3 separate regions of the Homo sapiens genome follow, and regions 1 and 2 are each linked to region 3. The links are chromatin contacts, found by Hi-C in ENCODE. All regions are on one chromosome and are shown on one strand. The core of a region is the stretch at or near the end of the contact, and the rest is flanking DNA. Distances in the headings are between cores, read along the strand shown. Region 1 overlaps ABCC4 (ATP binding cassette subfamily C member 4 (PEL blood group)). Region 2 overlaps GPC6 (glypican 6). Region 3 holds the start of MBNL2 (muscleblind like splicing regulator 2).

The links. A loop is a pair of places that touch in the nucleus more often than their neighbours do. Pooled maps may share reads with other maps.
Region 1: a loop to region 3 is called in a pooled map, with 24 times the contacts of the local background. The contact joins the enhancer-like site here to the promoter of MBNL2 in region 3. A Hi-C loop is called at or near these places in 6 of 50 pooled maps.
Region 2: a pooled map shows a loop between it and region 3 (2.3-fold over the local background). The contact joins the enhancer-like site here to the promoter of MBNL2 in region 3. A Hi-C loop is called at or near these places in 3 of 50 pooled maps.

Annotation. Positions count from the first base shown.
Region 1 is chr13:95,184,405-95,187,905 of GRCh38, reverse strand. ABCC4 (ATP binding cassette subfamily C member 4 (PEL blood group)) reads left to right here. Exons shown (of 31, transcript NM_005845.5): 11 at 1,014-1,205. Among named protein-coding and RNA genes, the nearest start is that of SNORD13G, 24 kb to the left of the region's middle. Within about 2 kb of position 1,850, at least 2 of the 41 ENCODE cell types and tissues checked have a DNase peak (open chromatin) inside an H3K27ac peak, as active enhancers do.
Region 2 is chr13:94,327,716-94,330,825 of GRCh38, reverse strand. All of the region lies in intron 6 of GPC6 (glypican 6), which reads right to left. Among named protein-coding and RNA genes, the nearest start is that of GPC6-AS1, 140 kb to the right of the region's middle. Within about 2 kb of position 1,390, at least 9 of the 41 ENCODE cell types and tissues checked have a DNase peak (open chromatin) inside an H3K27ac peak, as active enhancers do.
Region 3 is chr13:97,221,083-97,224,694 of GRCh38, reverse strand. MBNL2 (muscleblind like splicing regulator 2) reads right to left here and starts at 2,362. Exons shown (of 9, transcript NM_001382683.1): 1 at 2,164-2,362. RefSeq lists an enhancer at 2,281-2,340.

The sequences.
Region 1 (3,501 bases), core at 601-3,100, 2.0 Mb after region 3:
GGTGATTTCAGTTCAGTGTCGTAAGTGCTCTGATAGTGGGGGGCACAGACACGTCATGTCTGTGCATTGTAGAAGATGTGAAGGAAACGTGCGTACAGACTTAGTCTCATATATTCTAAAGCAACGCAATAAATCTAGTTGTAGGTGTATAACAAATAGGGTGGTTTAACAATTGAAGTTTGCTCTTCAGAGACACGATTCTTGGGTATTTAAAAATAAAAGTCCTTCCTAGTGCACAGGATTTATTATTTATTTTTATTTATTCATTCATTTATTCACGTATGTATGTATATTTAGTTTTTGAGACATGGTCTCGCTCTGTCACCCAGGCTGGAGTGCAGTGGCGTGATCTAGAGTCACTGCAACCTCCATTTCCCTAGGTTCAAGTGATTCTCATGCCTCAGCCTCCCAAGTAGCTGGGATTACAGGCGTGCCACCATGCCCGGCTAATGTTTGTAGTTTTAGTAGAGATGGGGTTTCACCATGTTGGCCAGGCTGGTCTCGAACTCCTGGCCTCAAGTCATCCACCCGCCTCGGCCTCCCAAAGTGCTGGGATTACAGGCGTGAGCCACTGCACCTGGCCAGGATATGTTATTTACATACAGCATTTCTAGGATTAGTTCTTTGTCAAAAAAGATACCCGCATGCAGGAACAATGCATTCAGTATTGGATATATGAACTATATATGTCATGCTTGGCTACTCTGTTGCTGTAAACATTCTTAGTTGATCTTTGTTCCGTGTACCATTTCATTTAGGGGCATGAAACTCATTTAGGGAAACTCATTAGGGCAGAGTAGATTGTTACACTCTATTTTGTTAATATTCCTTATAAACTACTAGTTTATGTGGACCATTATGTTATTTCCAATTTTTAATCACAACTTCCTGTGCTCTTTTAAATGAATGAATGGTGTTTTTCAAGCTCCCAGGGCTGGGCAAGGCTGCATTGCAGTGGCTTATTCTTGTCTCGAGTGTTGACTGAACATGTGCTTTTTTACAATCTGTTTCAGTCATCACTGTTAAGTGCCGTGCTCGGGGAATTGGCCCCAAGTCACGGGCTGGTCAGCGTGCATGGAAGAATTGCCTATGTGTCTCAGCAGCCCTGGGTGTTCTCGGGAACTCTGAGGAGTAATATTTTATTTGGGAAGAAATACGAAAAGGAACGATATGAAAAAGTCATAAAGGCTTGTGCTCTGAAAAAGGTGAGTGATGACTTTTGGATTTCATGTACTCGAATGTCCAGTAATACTAGTGTTCACTTGAACAACAAGGTTTATTAACTTTTTTTTAATTTTTAAAGACCTTTGAATGTTATTTAATACTTTAAGGCGGTCCTCCCAGTAAATAAACACACACACGCTCTGTCCTTTTACGTCTGATGCGAAAATGATGTTTACAGGGTGAATTTCGGGGGTTTGGTTGGTTTTGTGAAGTTTTATTTACTTTTAACTTTTCTTTTTTTCAAAATGGACAATTATAAAAATTTGCAAAAGTGGAGAGAAGGGTGTCTTGAACCTGCCTGTACCCATTGCTCAAGTTCAAGTGCGATCAACTTGTAGCCAATTCAACTCCGTCTCTCCCCTGGCCCTCTGCTAGCTCCACCCCCAACCCAGATTCTTCTGATGCATACCCTTGGCCTCAATTGTATTTTATCTGTAATTGTATTTTATCTGTAATACCTTATTACTTATCTCTAGAAGATAAGAACACTTTTGAAAAAAAATTACATCTCACTCAAGAAAAAAAATCACCAGAATTTCTTGCTATCATCAACCGGCTAGGCAGAGATTACAGTGCTTTAGTATCTCATTACCCATTGGTTTGCGTCAGACTCCGGAAGATGTCTGCACCGTGCACTTGGCTGATGTTTCCTGCTTGGGTCCCTCTCAAACCACAGGTTTCCTTCTCCACTCCCTTTAAAAAAGAAAATTTGTTTCAGTAGATTTTGGGGTACGGGTGGTTTTTGGTTACATGGATAAATTTACAGTGCAATTTATTATTTAAAGGAAACTGTTTTAAAATTTATTTTTCATTGTGTATCATTTCACCAAGAGAGTGATTGTTTTCAGAAAAGATGAAGTGTTTGATTGTACACTGAGGTTTTCATAAACCTGGTGGATAGTTGATGAAAACTGAGCATACTTAATAGAGGGCTATAAGTTCTAGAAGATAGAAAAAATGGTAAATACTGATAAATACTATGTTACCTTCTTTGGGCCATAAAAATCAGTGAATAATGGCATTAAAGGGCTCTCCCCAGGCCCTGTGCAGTGTGGCCTGGACATCCTACTGTTCTTTTATGCTGTCTGGAAAAGGCCGCCACAGACTGTCACAGGTGTGATGCAGAAGGCTTCCAGCCAGGTTTGTGAGGAATGAGTAATTTTGCTTGAACAATGGCTGGAATATCAGAGTCTGTCAATCAGGTGAGTAGTATTTGCTGGCGATTTGGATAGAGAAATCATTGCTTGTTTAATGGGCTGTTTCTTCATCCTGGACTATTGTTAATGAGAGATGATGCATTTTCGGAAATGACATTAAGTTAGCAGTAATGAGCTAGATTTTTATTGAATAGTATACACTATATAGGAAAAGATGCGCTAAGGCAAGCTCCTAGTTATTCAGATCCTACCAGGTCTTATTTTTTTTTCTCTGTCTCACACGCTCACACATATGCACACACAAAGCTGTGTAAAGTTTTAATCTTTTGCCATGATTTCCCAGTGCCTTTGCTATTGCTATCCTCATTTTGTTTATTTTTCTGATATTGCTAGCCTCGCTTTTTTAAAGTAAAATTTTCATTTTATTCAAAGTTTGTACAGAATTGCTAACATTTCCCTAAAATAATTACTATACTTCAGCTTGTCCTGCTCTGGTGTCCCCCCACTGTCCCCTGCTTCCCTGAAGATCCATTTTAGAGAAATTTTGCAGAAATATAGGGTCAAAGTAGGAGAATATACAAGGTGATTTCAGTGTGTTGCAGTGAGTGGAGTGTATCATGTTTTAGGGAGTTGAGAAACAGATGGCAAATTTTGCTAGTTTTCCCCCACTGGTAGTTACAGTTGATAACCAAGAAACTGCTGATGGACCAGGCCCCGGAGATAGGAAAGATGGTACGCCATTTTTCAATGGAAGGGTGGCACTTGGCAACCTGGGCCTTGTCTTTCAGCTCTTTTCTTCCATCATTTCTCTATGACAGGTTAGAAGTGAGGTCCTTGGGACCAACACAGGGCTTTCTTGGGAAGGCTTTGTTGCTCTTTACCTACTAATCTGTCAGTTTGGAGATAACCTACTAGTAAACTCTAGAATTTAAGAATGATTTGTTCAAGACTGTGGTTTCAAGAGTTGAATGTTGCTTCTGGCTGGTAAAGTGGAGGGTTGGAGAGATAAAATGACTCACTTGAACATTTGCAGTTCAAGTTCAAAGCCATACCTGCCTAGCTCCAGATTCCATTTTCCCCTCTGCCAGGCACCTCTCAGTTGGGGGTGTTTATAAGGTAG
Region 2 (3,110 bases), core at 141-2,640, 2.9 Mb after region 3:
GCTAAGGTCTCAAGAGATATATAGGTGAATATGCAGTTTCTCCTCTGTACCTTTTTGAGATTACACAGGGAAAAACATGGAGCACAGAGCTCATTGCATATTGACTATTATCATCCACCTTTAACAGACAAGGATTTGAGCTGTGCTTCTCTTAGCATGATGTACCTACGAATCACCTGGGATCTTGTTGAAATGCAGGTTCTGATGCTGCAGGCCTGGGGTAGGACCTGTGATTCTTCATTTTTTTAACAGGTGATACTGATGCTGCCAGTTTAGGAATCACATTTTGATAAACAAGGACTTGGGGAAGTGGCTAGCAACCTTGGCTGCACCCCAAGGACATGCTTTAGGAAGCTTTCCAAATACAGATGCTGGGTCAGTCCCAAGCCAAACAGATCAACATCTCTAAATACGAGGCCCAGGCATCAGTATTTAATGTTTCCCAGGTAATTTTCATGTACAGTCAAGACTGAGAGTTCCTGAGTTAGAGGCTCAGAGAAATTAACTGACTCGCCCAAGGTCACTTGGCCAGTGGCCAAACAGACTTTAAACGGTAAAAATTTTGCTGGCCCCAGGATCTTTGAAAATGATCCTAAAAATTATTACTAGGCAGGCATAACATAGGCAAGGGTTGCATCGTTTCCATAAGAATTGCTAATGTGAGAGAGAGAAGAAGAGGAAAGGTGGGATTAAACTTATGCAGGGAGTTATCAGTCCTGATCGAGGGAACACAGAGAAAGCAGGCAGCACAGTTGCTCTGTTCCAGTGTGAAATTCCCTTTCAAGGATCACTATTTCTTCATGAAAGCAACATGGTAGGAGCCTCTCAGAAGGCATATTCAAGTTCAGCAATGCGCAGTACCTTCAGCTCCTTTGATGAATCACTACATGATGAAACTTTAGAGGCTGAGTAATCACATTTGGCTTCGTTTCTGCCTCTTGGGAGGTTCAAAAAGTCATGTTTATGGGAAAGGGTAAAATTTCTGACCCAGGGATTTTTTTTTTGTCCCAAATAGGACCAAGGTAAGAGAAGAGGAGGAGGAGGAGTAGGAGGAAGGAGGAGGAGGAAGAGGAGGAGGAGAAGTAAAGCAATATTGGGAAATTATCAGACAACCCAAGATTTTCTGAATCTCCTAAACCCATTCAATCCCATGTTGTGAATGGAGGTCCATTTTCATCTGGAAAAACATGAATTTCAATTACATTTACACAATTGTTCAACCACAGTTTTCAAGATCAGATGCATTTTCTCACTGTCTGCAGATCCTGTGGAGAATAAACCTCCCCCCTGGGATGAAGACCTTGGCTGTGTAATTTGGGACATGCTACCTCAAAGGGAAAATGAAAGCGTGATTCTCTTCTGAGGGAGGAATTGGACATCTCCCAGACTAAGCAAATGGCAGCTGCAGACGGTACTGCGAGGCACAGATCTGCTGCTGGGAACGACATCCTTCGAGGTGGAAGATGTGAGGGGCCCAGGGTGCGGTGGGCCCTGGGAACACTGTGAACTCATGTGAAAATTCCTAACGTTGAACATGCAGGGAGAACCCAGCGTTTTGCCAAATGTTTTCAGGAGCTTAAATTTTAAGCATCATTTTCCTGCACTTCTGTTCTTTTTGGATATTCTTGAGGACATTTTAGTTTCTTTATTTTGTCCCTCTCTGGCTCCATTTTGGGCAAGAAAGAAATACAAATCTTACTCTAAAAGATACTAACCAGCTCTTTCAAAAGGGAAATAAAGCTGAGAACTCCAGTGTCAGTGGGAAGTATCTCACCAACTCCATTTCAGCCCCCCCCGGGGTTCTTCCTCAGGAGCTCCAGAGTTGATGGGGACCCATTGGTCAATGTTCAGAGGGGTCACAGCAAACACATTTCACACTCACACAGAAGCTTACAGTCCTGTCGCTCAAAGGGACTGCAGGGCCTCTGCAGTTCACCCCTGGTTTTAACGATGAGCAAACGAAGGCTTGGTGATGGGCAGTGACCTGTCGAAGGTCACATAGTGATGCAGGGGCTCCCCAGCCAGCATCTCCTCCCACAGCAGGCTGCCCACTTCCCCAGCGGACGTGGAGCAACAGACTGGAATGAGCCCCCTTTCCTTTCCCTGAAATACTCAGTGCAGTGACTAACATAAGGTTCAGAAATATTATTTGTTTGTTTATAATTTATATACAATTGCTTCCTAGAAAGACTTGCAGGAGGCAGGGCCATGCTGCTGGCTGTGGATGGGGTCTCTCTTCACGTCTGCTCCTGACAAACACAGAGCAGTGATGTCAGACGGCAGCTGCCATGAGTGAGACCAACGACAGGACAGCGACAGAACAGCCAGAAAGCAAAGCTTTGTTCCAGCATCCCCAGGAAGTCTTCGTGTGGCTTTTCCCTCTCTCCACTGGAAACCTCACTTTAGGGTGAATCCTTCCATGTAGGAGCCACGAAGTCATTTTACATGTCTAATTAAGAGTAGTCATTCTTCCAAGAAACATGCATTGAACACATTGGCATCGGGCATGGAAAGATGGAAAAGGTAGGTTCTCAAAGCAGTAGCAGTCCACTTAGCATGTGAGGTGGTATCTATCAGGATCACAGGCGAACTTGTTAAAAATACAGATTTGCTGTCCCCTGTACCCCACTGGCTGACTTAGTGTGGCCCTGGGTTGGCCCTTGGGAATCAGTATTTTAATAAGTTTCTCATGTAAATGATCCGAGTCCCACATATTCCGAATGCTGGTCTAATGTGCAGAGGAATCCTTTGAGACAACAGCCACAGATCCTTCTCTACTGTTGGCTTTGTAGGCGATCTCCAGGAAGCAGGAAAGATCACCCTTTCCTATTTTTTCTCCCAACAAAATCGGAGGGGAAGGGGGAGGAAGCATGCTTGGATGAAGAAGGCAGGTTTACCATCTCCAGGTGTGCAATGTGGCCCTGTTTCCTCTCCTAGAAAATCTCTCAGCTAAACTCCTGCCCTAAGAAAAGGAGGCACTGAAGCTGTTTAAGGAAAGAGAAAACTAGGTGAAACTCTTTGCACTTAGATTCCATTTTATAAGGGGCAGTGATTTTTTTTACTGGGTATCACACTTCCTGTTAATAAAGTGAAAAAACAAAGACGAAAAA
Region 3 (3,612 bases), core at 1,113-3,612:
CTTTGTACTTTAAATAGCTCAATGTGCCAAGAGACAAACAACTTTTTTTTTTTTTTTTTTTTTTTTGGTAAAAGGTCAAGGTCTCAAAATGCTAAATGATGAGGGAAAGTGTAGCAAGTATGATTCAATTCTATTAAAAGACAGAAAAATCAAGGTAGGCACTTGCTCAAAACTACGTGAGTAGTCAGAGAGGAGACACAAATTAGCTTTGGGAACTCCCGAGAACTCCAATGTGCTCCAGTCAAAATCTTTTTTAAAAGGTTCCTTTGTAAACATTACCCTTCCCCCGATCTCTGTGACCAAGGTTGCCACCTGTGACATGGATTTGCAGCCTGCAGTATTGTACTTCCCCTGCTTGGGGCCATCTGTGCTAGGACATGATGATTTTTCTATGAAAGCAGCTGTTCTCACCATCACAACCAGCCTTGAACTTGGTGGCACAACCTGGATCCTAAATAGTGGCTCTGGAGCAACTGGGAATAGGGCCCCGGGGACCATCCACCCAGGTGGCAGCGCTGGGCTGCACCAAGGGGGAGTCAGGCCAGAAAAAAAGCTTTGCCCTGCTCCCTGCTGCTTTTTGCCAGCCCAGCCAGAAGCCCTGCAGAAAACCTGTGCTGACCGGCCCGACATGTGGCAGGTACAAGAAGATGCCCTATTTATGAGGGGACAGGTTTACAATTTACAAAAGACAGGCGAAAATATAAAGACATAACTTAAGTCCTGCCAGTGGGGAGTTAGAATGTTCCTGGCCAGGACATAAAGAAATATTCCTCTCCACAAGCTCGAATAAAGGAACACACAGCAGAAATAGTTGGGGGATGACGTCAGAAGTTCTGGGCTAGTGTCCTGCACTTCTCCTTGAAAGTAAAAACAGTGGGTCTAGAAGAATCTACGTGGCATTGCCCTTATTTAAATGAGTAGTTCTACTGCTCCTTGCAAAACAAGTAGGATAGCTGAAGAAACTTCCTCTTATTTAAAGATTATAAGAATGTTCCCCCTGCCTTTTTTAAAAACCTTATTGTCCCCAAAACACACACATTACCCAATTAACAAATAGCTTTCCACTTAACCTTTGTCTTTTAAAGGGACAGTAATGTTTCTTGTAGAACATTCAAGGTGGTGGTGGTTAGGCAAGTCAGATTTTTTTCTTCGCTTCAGTGCTTGCTAACTATTCTAAAAATGTTACACATTTATTGTAAACACATGCTTCCGAGGCCTAACAAAAAAGCACAGTTTCCTCATGCCTGGCAGAAATTTAAAACGGAAAAGGGCAGAAAGAATTCTTTAGCAAATATATCCTTTCCTTCTCCTGGGCCAAGTGTGTTAAAAATAAATCTTCTCCATCATTTCTCACTGCTGCTTCTCAGCGAGAAAGTTGATATGGTTCGGCATAGTGAAAACACAGCTTTAAAAGCTAGCCTGCCCTCATTAAATTATTCTGCTGGCTGTGTGTTCTCATTAAAAATGCATAAAGATCAGATAATTGCAGTAAGCATTATTAACCCAGCTTTACTTTTGAATATAATGGTTCCACTTTTAAGCTGGAAACAAAGGCTCAGACATGCCAGGAAAAGAAATGTAAACATTGAACTACAGTATCGAAAACTTGCCAGAAAGCTACCTCTTGCTAGGTTGTTTAAAATGTGCTTTTGAAACTCAATTAAAGCTGTAGCATTGTAGAGCTAGGTAGGTCCCTAATTTTTAATAAATAGACACATACGTTTGGCCAAACATTCAACCGATGATTATTTACCATGAATTTTTTTTTAATCCTTAATTGCAAGTCTGTTTTCAAATAATAGGATCCATGTAAACTTTATCTATTTGGGAACTAGCTATGGCAATATAACAATTTTTCACAGCAAGAAAATAAGATTGCTCCAAAGAATTCAAATGGTTTTTAAAAAATAATATAATAAATGAATCGATTCTTTGCATAAAAACTCGATTTCTTGCCTCACCCCAAACAGGCGGCATAGATTCAAGCTTTGCCATTTCTTTTTCTCAAATCAAAATGTTACGTAAAACTCCAGGGTCCCCCGCAAGTATTACAATTGAATTAGTGGAATCCAGTTTCCCTGGCTCCCGTAAGCAGCACACATGGAATGCAGCATACTGCAGCAAACTCTTTAAACATTCAAAAAAGGGGGGCGATTCTCCTACCTTGTTTAGCTCTGCCTGTCCTTCCCATTTACAGTAACCCCAGGAACATCTGGCAGAACCAAGTGGCCGAGGCTTCTCCACCGCATCATGAGAAAGAAACTTCCATGTAAATAGTTCTCATTCCCTGTTTATTGTACTCTGAAAGCCGTCTGCCGTATCTGGAAAATTTTACCTTCAGATGATGAAGCAAAGACAGTCTAAACTCTGTTGCTGTAAGCTGCAGCCCTTCCTTCCGACAAATCCCTCCCAGCCGGGGCCAGCCAATCCCCAGCCAGCTCGTCAGCCCTACTCGTCTGAAACTGGCCCTAATAGGATGACTGACACAGTAACACAGCACTTGCAGTGTGTAAAAACAGTGCATCCATACTGATGAAAGAGGAATTTCCCTCTCAGAAGAAAGCAATCATAGCACCAAGACAAAGTGGCACATAATTGGCAGAGCAGAGAGAGGGGTAGCTCAAGAAAACACCCTTGAAGACAGCCAGCTCGAAGCCAGGAGCTTCACCGTGAACACTTGGGAAAATGTGAAACTCCGCAGATTCCAAAGAAATCCAGGTTGTACATGAAACTGAAGTCCTTGGACTATCTGACAAAGCATATGTATATGTTTTTTAAAGGAAAAATAATTCAACGTCTGCCATGGCAGTTAATACCTTACAAAACATTTACATATTTCCATTATTGAGGAAGAATGTGCTAGCCCAAGTGCGTATTCAAAATCAAAACATGCTTATAGCTCTGGCACACACAGGTTTCCTGTATAACATCTGTTATTGCAGTGGTTAATTACTGCGGCCCATTTATCTTTCGTCTAAGTTTTCAGACCACTTGGGACTTCGATTAGGGAATGCTGGACAATAAAATTGATATCTATACACTACCCTTTTCTACTCTTGGCAGGCACCCACGAGAGGATTAGGTGTGCTTTAACCATCTTAGATGCCATTTGATAAATACTGTGCATTGGCTCACATTATCGTTAATGAAGCAATGATTATAGGAAGATGTTTACTGTTGAATACAAGGGGTACATGATCCAAGGGCCCCCATGAGGTGCCATTCCACAAAAGATGTTCTAGGAGGTGCTGGAGTTTCCTGAGATAAAGCAGAAGAAGAGAAAGTTTAGGAAGGGTTATTTATTTATTTATTTATTTATTTATTTCCCAGTCTACAGCATTTCTGTATGCCTTGAAAACAAAAACTCAAAAACATATGGCATTGAGCAAACACAACAAGCATACATTTTCCTCCCCTAAATACCACATTTTGAGAAAAAAAAAGTATGATGATTACATGATGAGACCAAGACAGAACAAAGCCTTTATTCATCTGAAAGGTTGAACCCAATGCACGATTTTTATAAGCAACTGTTCAGCGCATCTGTAATGAAGCAACAGAATGCAATGGAATGCTTTCTTTTTATTTTGCCATTGCATCTTAAAAACATAA